2 separate regions of the Mus musculus genome follow, and region 1 is linked to region 2. Evidence: chromatin loops called from intact Hi-C (ENCODE). Cell type or tissue: gastrocnemius. All regions are shown on one strand. Each heading gives the region's core, and the rest is flanking DNA. Links, peaks and the distances in the headings are about the cores only. Region 1 holds the start of Csgalnact2 (chondroitin sulfate N-acetylgalactosaminyltransferase 2). Region 2 holds the start of Bms1 (BMS1, ribosome biogenesis factor).

Region 1 (4,396 bases), core at 220-4,219, 280 kb after region 2:
TGCCTGAAGTGTGATCTAGCCCAGCATCTGTGAGGCTAGAAAAGAAAGAAAAAAACGAAATGCCTGAAGTAGATGGGTTGCAGGGTTCTAAAAAGTGGGGTGTGCTTGAATTTGGTTACTGGGGACATTTATTTGTCTTTTTGGAGACTTTACATTCACAAGTTCAGTTAGAGCCCATGTTTGGTACTGAGATGCCAGAAACTGCAGGGGAGGTCTCTCTCATTCTTTCCGCCATAGTCCCCATCCTATTTAAAGTGTCCCTAAGGAAAATCCAAGCATCTCTATGGCTGAACATGAGTCTAGAGGGCACATTCGAAAGGTCCCTACATCTGTGGACTTTCTTTTTGTTTGAGATAAGGGCTCAATGTATATCCCAGGCTGCCCTGGAACTTACTAAGTAATCCAGGAAGGCCTGAAAAATATCATTTTTCTGTCTCAGCCTCATGAGTGCTAGGACTATAGGCAGATGTCACACCTGGCTTCTGGGGACTTCTCAGAAACTGTTAATGAAATGTCAAGTGTAACGTAGGCACACAGTAGATGTGGGCTTGGACTAACAGTGCCAAAGCTGGAGTCTGGCATCGTGGCTCGCTAAGATTTCAGTGAGGTGCCATTTATATCTACTTTATTAATACATTAGAGAATTTTTGCCTTATCTTGGAAATTTAGCAGTGCTGGGCACTTAACCATTTGCTAAAGGTCCCCATGTTCCAAGTCTCCTAGGAGAGAATTCTCCTGCCTCCCTGCACTCATACTTAGGACTGTGGCTGGTAGACAGCAGGCAGCTAACCCACGTGGACTGTCTTTTGTGATTGTACTAGAGAAGATGGATGTCTGAGGGGACTTCAAGGTGCGTCCTAAAGAAGCAGCTGTCCAAGGGAGACACTTTGTTCCTGACCACAGCTGGCTCTATTGGCTGACAGTTGTTGAGATATCTTCTGCCCAGATGTTCTCCTCTAATGCCACAAGGGAAATCCTGAAAACTTTAACGGTCTGGATCACCTACTTCTAAGATAGGCTTGCTGACTGCATATCCAGTCTCTTTCCAACTTTGCCAGTGTGTGCTTTTCTGAAAAGGCTAGACTTCACACACACACACACACACACACACACACACACACACACACACACGGTACTTTACATGCAGCAAATGGAATTATTTATTTTAAGTAAAAACACGTAAGGACCTCTTCAGTGTTCAGTACCGATCTTCCCTGAGCAGAAGGCATGTTGGCTATCCTCAGCCTCCCCGCTAGTCAGCTCTGCCAGGTTAGCACTTATGTGACGATTAGCCACATGCGTGTCTAGTTAAGTGTCTCTAAGGCATGATGTTCCCAGGCTATTTATCCCACAGGGCTTGAGCACCCATCTCAGTTGTTGTTTGTTTGTTTGTTTTTAGATGAATCAACTGTCATCTGTGGAGCTTTCTGTGCAGGGCACAGGACAGAAGAGGGAGGAATAGGCGTGTCCTAGCTGGAAAGAGAAAGGCCTGGCCCTGGAGGGCGGGACTTGGCAGTGTGGAGGGCGGAGCCCGGCTGCGGTGGGCTGGGTCTGGCCCTGGAGGGCGGAGTCTGGCTGTGGAGGGCGGGGCCTGACCGCGGAGGCGGGCGCGCCACAGCAACCCAGCCTCATTTCCCTCATTTCCTCGCGCGCGCCGGAAGTGGCGGTGCTCCGCGGCGGCGCGCCGGGCCGGCCCCGCGCAGGGCGCTGGCCAGGTGTGCAGGTCCCCAGAGGCGGCGACGCTGAGCGGCGGGCGCGGTGAGTACCGCCGTGTCCTGCCGCGCCTCTGGGCAGCGGCCGGTCCCCTCGGACGAGCCCTCCGGGACGCCGCTGGGCGCGGCGCTTCCTTGACGCGCCCTCCCGAGGCTGGTCCCGTTTTGGAGACCGCTGCTGCCAGGGACCGCTGGTTTGCGTGTCAGGTTTTTTTTTTAACCTCCTCGTCATCATCTCTGCTGAGTGGCTAAACTTTTTACTGTGGGGTTGAACGCGCCCACTGGCAGCAGCCCTCCTGCCTCTGACAAAACGCTCCCCTTTAAAAGATGCTCTTGGAGTAGGAATTGATGATCGCCGGAACCTGGATAAAAACCAAAAACGGAGAACTGTCAGAAGGACCAGATAGTTTAGAAAATTCCTGCATTTCTGAGCAACTGGCTGGGTAATTTGTCAAATACCACAGCGGTACTTGTGTTTGTGATGATGACATTGGCGGCATGACAGTTTGGTTACAAATCTAACGCTTTTCTTCTTAAGTCCTCATTAAATCTGAAGGTGTGCTTTAGCTTGTTTTTGAAATGTACATGCAGTGTCCTGACAGTTCATGCCACTGAAGGCCCCTGGGCCTTTAATACCTTGGGGATTAATGCCATCTCTTAAAGGTGCATTTAAAAAAGCACCTCTGATTTCCGAAGTAATAAAAAGGTGTTTTATGGCATAATATTCGGGAATATTTGCTACTATCTTTTTTAAATTATGTGACTAAAAGAATATAAAAAGGGTGTTGTGTTTTCAGTATATGAGGCTTAGAAGTGTTGATATTAAACAACCAGCTTTAGTTTCAGATAATTAAGAAATTACTGTTTATCCATCTACACTCCTTTTGTAGTGGTATAAAATATAAAAAAACGTCAACAAATGCATGAAAATGAACTGTCTGTGAATCATTACATGCTTCTTACCTTGTCTGCTGCTACACACATCAGATTTTAATTGTACAACATTCCCATAGTGCTCTGCTTCTTCCAAATAGGTTACCCCTGCTTCCCCATTAAGAGTTCTGACTTCTTTCATCAGCCATTAGTTTGGACTATTTTAAGCTTCATGTTAATGGAGTTAATATATAGTATTCTCAGAATATTGCTGTGGAAGTCACTGTTCGTGTTTTTTGATATGATATCATTCATATCATGGTATGGTGTTGATAATTCTTTCTTATAGTGTAATGTGCCATTCTGTGATGTGATTGTTCTTCTGTTCATGAATGTGTGCTTCCAGATTTGTGTATTATTTGTTTTAGGTTTTAGGGGTGTTATAACATTCTTGTGAATGTCTTAGTATGTGAATACATTTCTGTCAGATGTAAAATGGCTGAGACCTACAATAGGAAAAAAATTACATCCTAACTAACGTGGACTCTTTCTTTTTTAAAAGATTATCTTAACTAATACAGAAGTGAAGGTTGGTTTTAAAAATATGAGTTAAGGCATGGTGGTGCACACCTTTCATCCCAGCACGCAGGAGGCAGAGGACAGTGTATCTCTGTGAGTTCCAGGCCAGCCAAGAATATATACCCTGAGACCCTGTCTCAAACACATGTATAGTCATTAAGCTACTATTTGCACTTTGTATTGGCACAAGTGACCATCTTCTCAAAGACTCATTTCATTTAACTGTCTTTTACCCTCAAGTCAGTTAGAGCAGGCCACGATATGACTGTTCAGTTTGATAACAGTTAGGTAACCATGTTGCTCAAGTTAGTGGTTGTTAAGGGGAAGTGTGGTAGCTGGTAGGAGAAATGAAGCACCAAAGGACAGCACTAAAGATGGGTTAGAAAAATCGAGAGCTCAAGACATAGTCACTGTCACTCCACAAGTACTAGCTGTAAGTGTAAAGCTGAATTATAAGGTTAGTTCCAGATGTGGATTTTTTTATATTAGTATTGTTATTTAAATAACAGAACAATAATCACTAAATATCTGTAGGAAGCCAGCATGTCATTTGCACAAATACAAGAAGTTGAGTTTTAAACATTAGTACTCTCAAGTTTGGAAAGGTGCTTTGCCCACTGAACGAACACACACACACACACACACACAAAATCACTTAGTTTTGGAATATTGAAACACAGAACGTAACAAAGAATACCTAAGACACAGGTCTGGAACAGCCAATAAACACATACACACCTACAGAGACAGAGATAGACATCAGGGAACAGGACAGGATACTGGCAAGCATAGGTCAACCTTTCCCTTTCCAATTTCTGGTTTCCTCCTCTGTGGGCAGAGATGATCTGAAAGTATGACCTTTTAGAGAGCATGTGGAAAGGTACCTGTGCTAGCAGCTCCTGGATTCCACTCTCCTAGCAACACACAGAAGATGCCTAATATGTATCAAGGAAATAATATTTCTAAAAGCAGAAGTGTAGAAGTTTATGAGTGAATTGATACACCAAAACTCTTAATATTGTTGAAGATACATCCTTAGATACATCCTAATAAACATTTTACACTATGGAGAAAATTTATATAATTTTATAAGCTTCCAAAGCTAATGTTTTGTTTATTCATAAATGAATAGAAATCAGTTTTTTAGACATTGTATGACAGCAGTGTAGTGTTCTAAAGTGTCCGTGGGAGCAGGCTATGGTCATTCGTGTGTGCAATCCCAGCACTCTATT
Region 2 (4,396 bases), core at 98-4,097:
CTTGTCTATTTAACTAGAGATACAAACTGTTCACTCAAAAGTTTTTTTATTTATTGAGGATTACATAGAACACATTTTCTAATATTTCAGGACTCACGAGAGCTTACCCCCAGAGAGATACCACATTTGTCATGCACACCAAGCCCCAGCATACTCAAATGTCAACATTCACACCACACGCCTTCAGGCACCTTAACTCCAGTGTCTCAGAATTAAAGTGGATCCCATTCCCTATGTCAAAGGCCATGTCTCTCACCCAACCCCCGTCCACTAACTCCCAGCATCTTTGGGCATCTACTTTGTAACAGAATGTTCTGCAGCTCCATATCTTAGCCATTGCGTTCTAAGCAACCATTTGGGGATAATGAAACAAACATGCTAAAATCTCTTTAGTATGCCTATGAAAAATGTCCTTAGTGTTTAGTGCCTTAAGAAAACTAACTGACTAGTTGTCTAGTTACCTCTCAATGTCAACTTGACACAGTCCAGAGTCATATGATGGTCCAATAAGAAAGTCTCAGTTAAGGAATTGCATAAATCTGATTGGCTTATAGGTATGACTGGAGGGCTGGACTTGATTATTAATTGATTTAGGATAGCCAGGCCCACTATGGGTACCACCATTCCCTGGGCAAGTGATACTGTGCTATGTAAGAAAATAAGGCAAGCATAAGCCTAATGAGTGAGTTAGCAAGCACTATGGTGTCTGCCCTGAGTTCTTCCAGCGTTGGACTGTATGAGAAATTTCTCATAGGCCTCATTTGGTGGTTCAGCTAGGGGGATAGTTGCCAGGCAGGATGACCCTGTCACAGGTTGGGACTGAGGGCTGTTTGACTTGTTCAATAGACACCTCTGTCAGCCATTTGTCCTCAGTTTGCGATCTTACATTCCAATCCTTTTGTTGATGATAAAGGGCAATGTAGTCTTTTCTATAACTACTTCCTGCAGAAATTGGGGCGTTGCTCTGGAATGTGCAGAAAGGCTAGAATGATGGTCACTGGAATGATAGTCAAAGGATGGGGAGAGAGAAATAGGAGGGCCAACCTCACAAACTATCATTTGCTAAACCTTTGATTTTGTTTCATAATTTCCATATGAACCTTTAGAGCTGTTTTGTGTTGGTGTGCTATTAAAAGGTACAAAATGGGAGACTTTGAGGCAACTGAACCCATGTTCTTGGCTCATTGAGGTGAGAGCTGTGTTTTGCATGAACATGCTATTTTGTGGGAACCTGAATCCGTATTCCCAGGCCGCAGTCACTCTTATTTGGCGCAAGGAAAAAACCCTACTTCTTATTCTCCTTGAGATGAGCTCAGTTTTGAGTCCAGCATAACTGTAGCAAATAACCGGGACTGGGGGTTTGAGGGCTATTCCCCAGGACTGGACTGAGTCCTGGGGATGCAAGGCTGAGCACAGAGACACAAGACACACGACACACATAGCCACACATGCACACAAAATGGCAAGCTAAGACGTTTTCTGAAGAAAACGCCCTCTCCAGGAGCACAGAGGAGCACCCTGCCCTCAGCCCGTCGGTCCTGGCACAAGAGGGCAGCAGAGCGCTGAAAACCCGTGAGGACAGCTCTGGCAGCGGTGACAGGGAGCGGTAGCCTAGCGGATGGGGCGGCGGAATTCACAGCTTTCAAGTTGGGACTGGCGATGACTCGGGCGTCCTTCCAGCGTTCCTCTGCTACTCAAATAAGCGGGCCAGGGCCCAGCGCCGCGCGGATCCTCTGAAGCCAGGTCGCGCTGGCTGAGAGCCCGACTCTCAGAGTGGCTGGGACCCGAAGGAGAGGGCAGTCCGTGCGAAATCTGAAAGTGCGCTTGCGCAACCCTCAGCCAACCCAGAGCTTACTTCCGGCTTTCCCCTGAAAGTCGTCCGTCCACGGGTTCCTTTTTTTCCCCTCTTCTTTGCTCGTTTCCCTCCGACGGGTACAAGCAGAAGGACAGTTTCCGCTTCCGGCGTCGTGCTTGCGGGCTGGAGCGGTTGCTGCCGTGAGTCCGAGTGCTTTCGCGAGCCCCGTCGGCTTCCCGGTTCGGTCGGTCCTCGACCTCCCGACAGGCTGCTCCCAGGCTGCGTCTGGGCTGGAAGGCAAGTTTCTCGGCCGCCGGAGAGGTGCTCCCGGGAGTGTGGAGGGCGTGGGTTCGTGCAGTGCTGGATGGGGAGCGGGTCACTCGAGCAGGGAGGGCTCCTGCCCAGCTCGGCTGCGTGTTCTTCTCCCAGCAAAAATAGATCACCGGGAGGGGAAAATGTGCTTCCTCCAGGAGCTGAGAGGCGAGTCTGCTCAGCACTGTTCGGATGTCTTAAACTTGTATGTTTGTTTTCGTTTTAAGTTAAAAGGACACTTCAGCCTAAGCTACCTAGAATAGTAGGCACTAGTCACGTGCGACTAAGTTTAAAATTAATTTAAACTTAAGATAGTTTTCAGTTTCCGAAGGTACGCTTGAAATTCTCTGTAACCACGTGTAGTTCACAAGGCTTCTGTACTGAGAACAGCAGGTAGGATGTATTTCTGTCATTACAAAAAATGAGCACTGTCGAAATGGCTTCAACATAAAACATAAGAAGGATAGTGTTGGTGCTGCTAACTCTTATACTTTATGGCGTAAGAAAGGGACGTGAATTTGAAGATACTGGCTAAACATTTTCTACCTCCATTCAATGAACAAATACATCAGCACTTAAGTAAATTAAATTACTGCCCTCCTGTGTTACCCTGATTATAATTGATTACCACCACCGTCCTCCCTGTTCCGTGTAGGTAAGACTTATTTGTAGTAGATAAATAGCCACCATGGAGACCAAGGACCACAAGAAACATAGGAAGAAGCACAGTGGGCCTAAAGCTGAGAAGAAAAAGAAACGGCACCTGCAAGACCTACAGCTTGGAGATGAAGAGGATGCCCGGAAGAGAAACCCCAAAGCTTTCGCAGTGCAGTCAGCTGTGCGGATGGCGAGGTCCTTTCACAGGTGTGTTTACCTGGGGTTAGTGGGTCTTCCCTTAAGTACTGGGAGCCTCTCCCAGATGGCATTTGCCTTGTGAGTCTTAACTCAGGTCTGAAGGACGTAGGCATGCCATAGTAGGCATGCCGTATGGCTTTTCCTAAAATGTCAGAGCTCTGTCAAAGAAACATTTTCCCTCTAACACCTGCCCTTTGCCTTTCCCCACTTTTTTCTTTGTTTTCTTTCTTTCTGTCCTTCTTTCTTTCTTGTCCAAGAAGAAGAATTTACACAATTTAGATCACACACAAAAAAATCTCCTAAACTTTGCATATCTCCATGGCAGTTAAAGTGTTGGTGGTTCCCCCCCAATACTTTTAATGTAAAATACTAAAATAACTGTATTTAGGGAGATAATAATATATAGCCAGCAGTTTTCTTTAAATGTTACCTAATTGAATTCTTTCAACAGCATTAAGAAGTTAGGAATTATTCTCATCTGTGGATAAGAAAACAGATTCAGAGCACAAGTTCAATAGCCAGTTGATAGAACATTTACCCTGTCTCCTACACCTGACTTGTTTTATAACATCTCGTCACTATGGTTCCCCTTAATTCTCTTAAACATTAAAGCCAAGTCAGTGTCATGATGTGTTTGATTATTAACTTTATTTTTTAGTCATCTGTTTTATCTTTACTGAAGAATAACTTTTGGGTGAGGAGGGGGTTAGAAGTTAACCGGTTAAAATAAAGTTAATTGGATCCATGTATTATCTGGTCTCTATACCATCTGGACTTTTAAAAGATCTTTTGTGTTTTGGAAGTAAACTTTGTTTTGTTTTATTTTTGTAAACACATAGGACTCAGGACTTAAAGACGAAAAAGCATCACATTCCAGTGGTTGACAGAACTCCACTGGAGCCCCCACCAATAGTGGTAGTGGTGATGGGACCTCCAAAAGTTGGAAAGAGCACTTTGATACGATGCCTGATTCGGAATTTTACCAGACAGAAATTGAGTGAGATCAGAGGCCCTGTGACAATTGTGTCAGGTAGGGAGTGCCTCCATAGACTGCTGTGCCAAGGGATTGCTGTTTGGTCAAACAGAATATATAACACCGATGTTGTTACATCCGATTACCACATGGTTGCTTTTACTGACTTGCCTGTAACTCAGAAGGTAACTTCTCAGACATACAATGCTGATGTGCACCTCCTCAGTCTGACTGCTTGGTCTGCTTTGCCAAGTGTGCTTCGTGGAAAGGCCTAGGACTGGGTCTTGTTACTGTGAGCCCATTCATTTAACAATAAGTGAGCTCCCATATACCCCACACATCACTTTCCTTCTCAAAGCTACTCTGCGATAATTTGTGCACTTTTGTTTGTTTTTGTATTTGAAGCAGGGTCTCTCTATGTAGCTCTGGTTCTCCTGGAACTTGGTATATAGACCAGGCTG

Evidence for each region. A loop is a pair of places that touch in the nucleus more often than their neighbours do. Peaks named below come from ENCODE experiments on the same cell type or tissue, not always from the same donor. Only the 100,000 strongest peaks of a DNase experiment are listed, where the experiment ranks them.
Region 1: a loop joins it to region 2, with 3 times the contacts of the local background. A loop is called at or near these places in 1 of 42 quality-filtered maps.

What each region holds. Positions count from the first base shown.
Region 1 is chr6:118,136,385-118,140,780 of GRCm38, reverse strand. It overlaps Csgalnact2 (chondroitin sulfate N-acetylgalactosaminyltransferase 2), which reads left to right and starts at 1,641. Exons shown (of 8, transcript NM_030165.3): 1 at 1,641-1,758. In gastrocnemius, for the core only: a CTCF peak has its summit at 1,859; a DNase peak (open chromatin) is centred at 1,576; H3K4me3 peaks cover 1,716 bases; H3K27ac peaks cover 1,547 bases.
Region 2 is chr6:118,416,984-118,421,379 of GRCm38, reverse strand. It overlaps Bms1 (BMS1, ribosome biogenesis factor), which reads left to right and starts at 1,963. Exons shown (of 23, transcript NM_194339.1): 1 at 1,963-2,092; 2 at 2,763-2,971; 3 at 3,802-3,992. The coding sequence starts at 2,796. In gastrocnemius, for the core only: no CTCF peak of the experiment used is centred there; a DNase peak (open chromatin) is centred at 1,741; H3K4me3 peaks cover 2,291 bases; H3K27ac peaks cover 2,038 bases.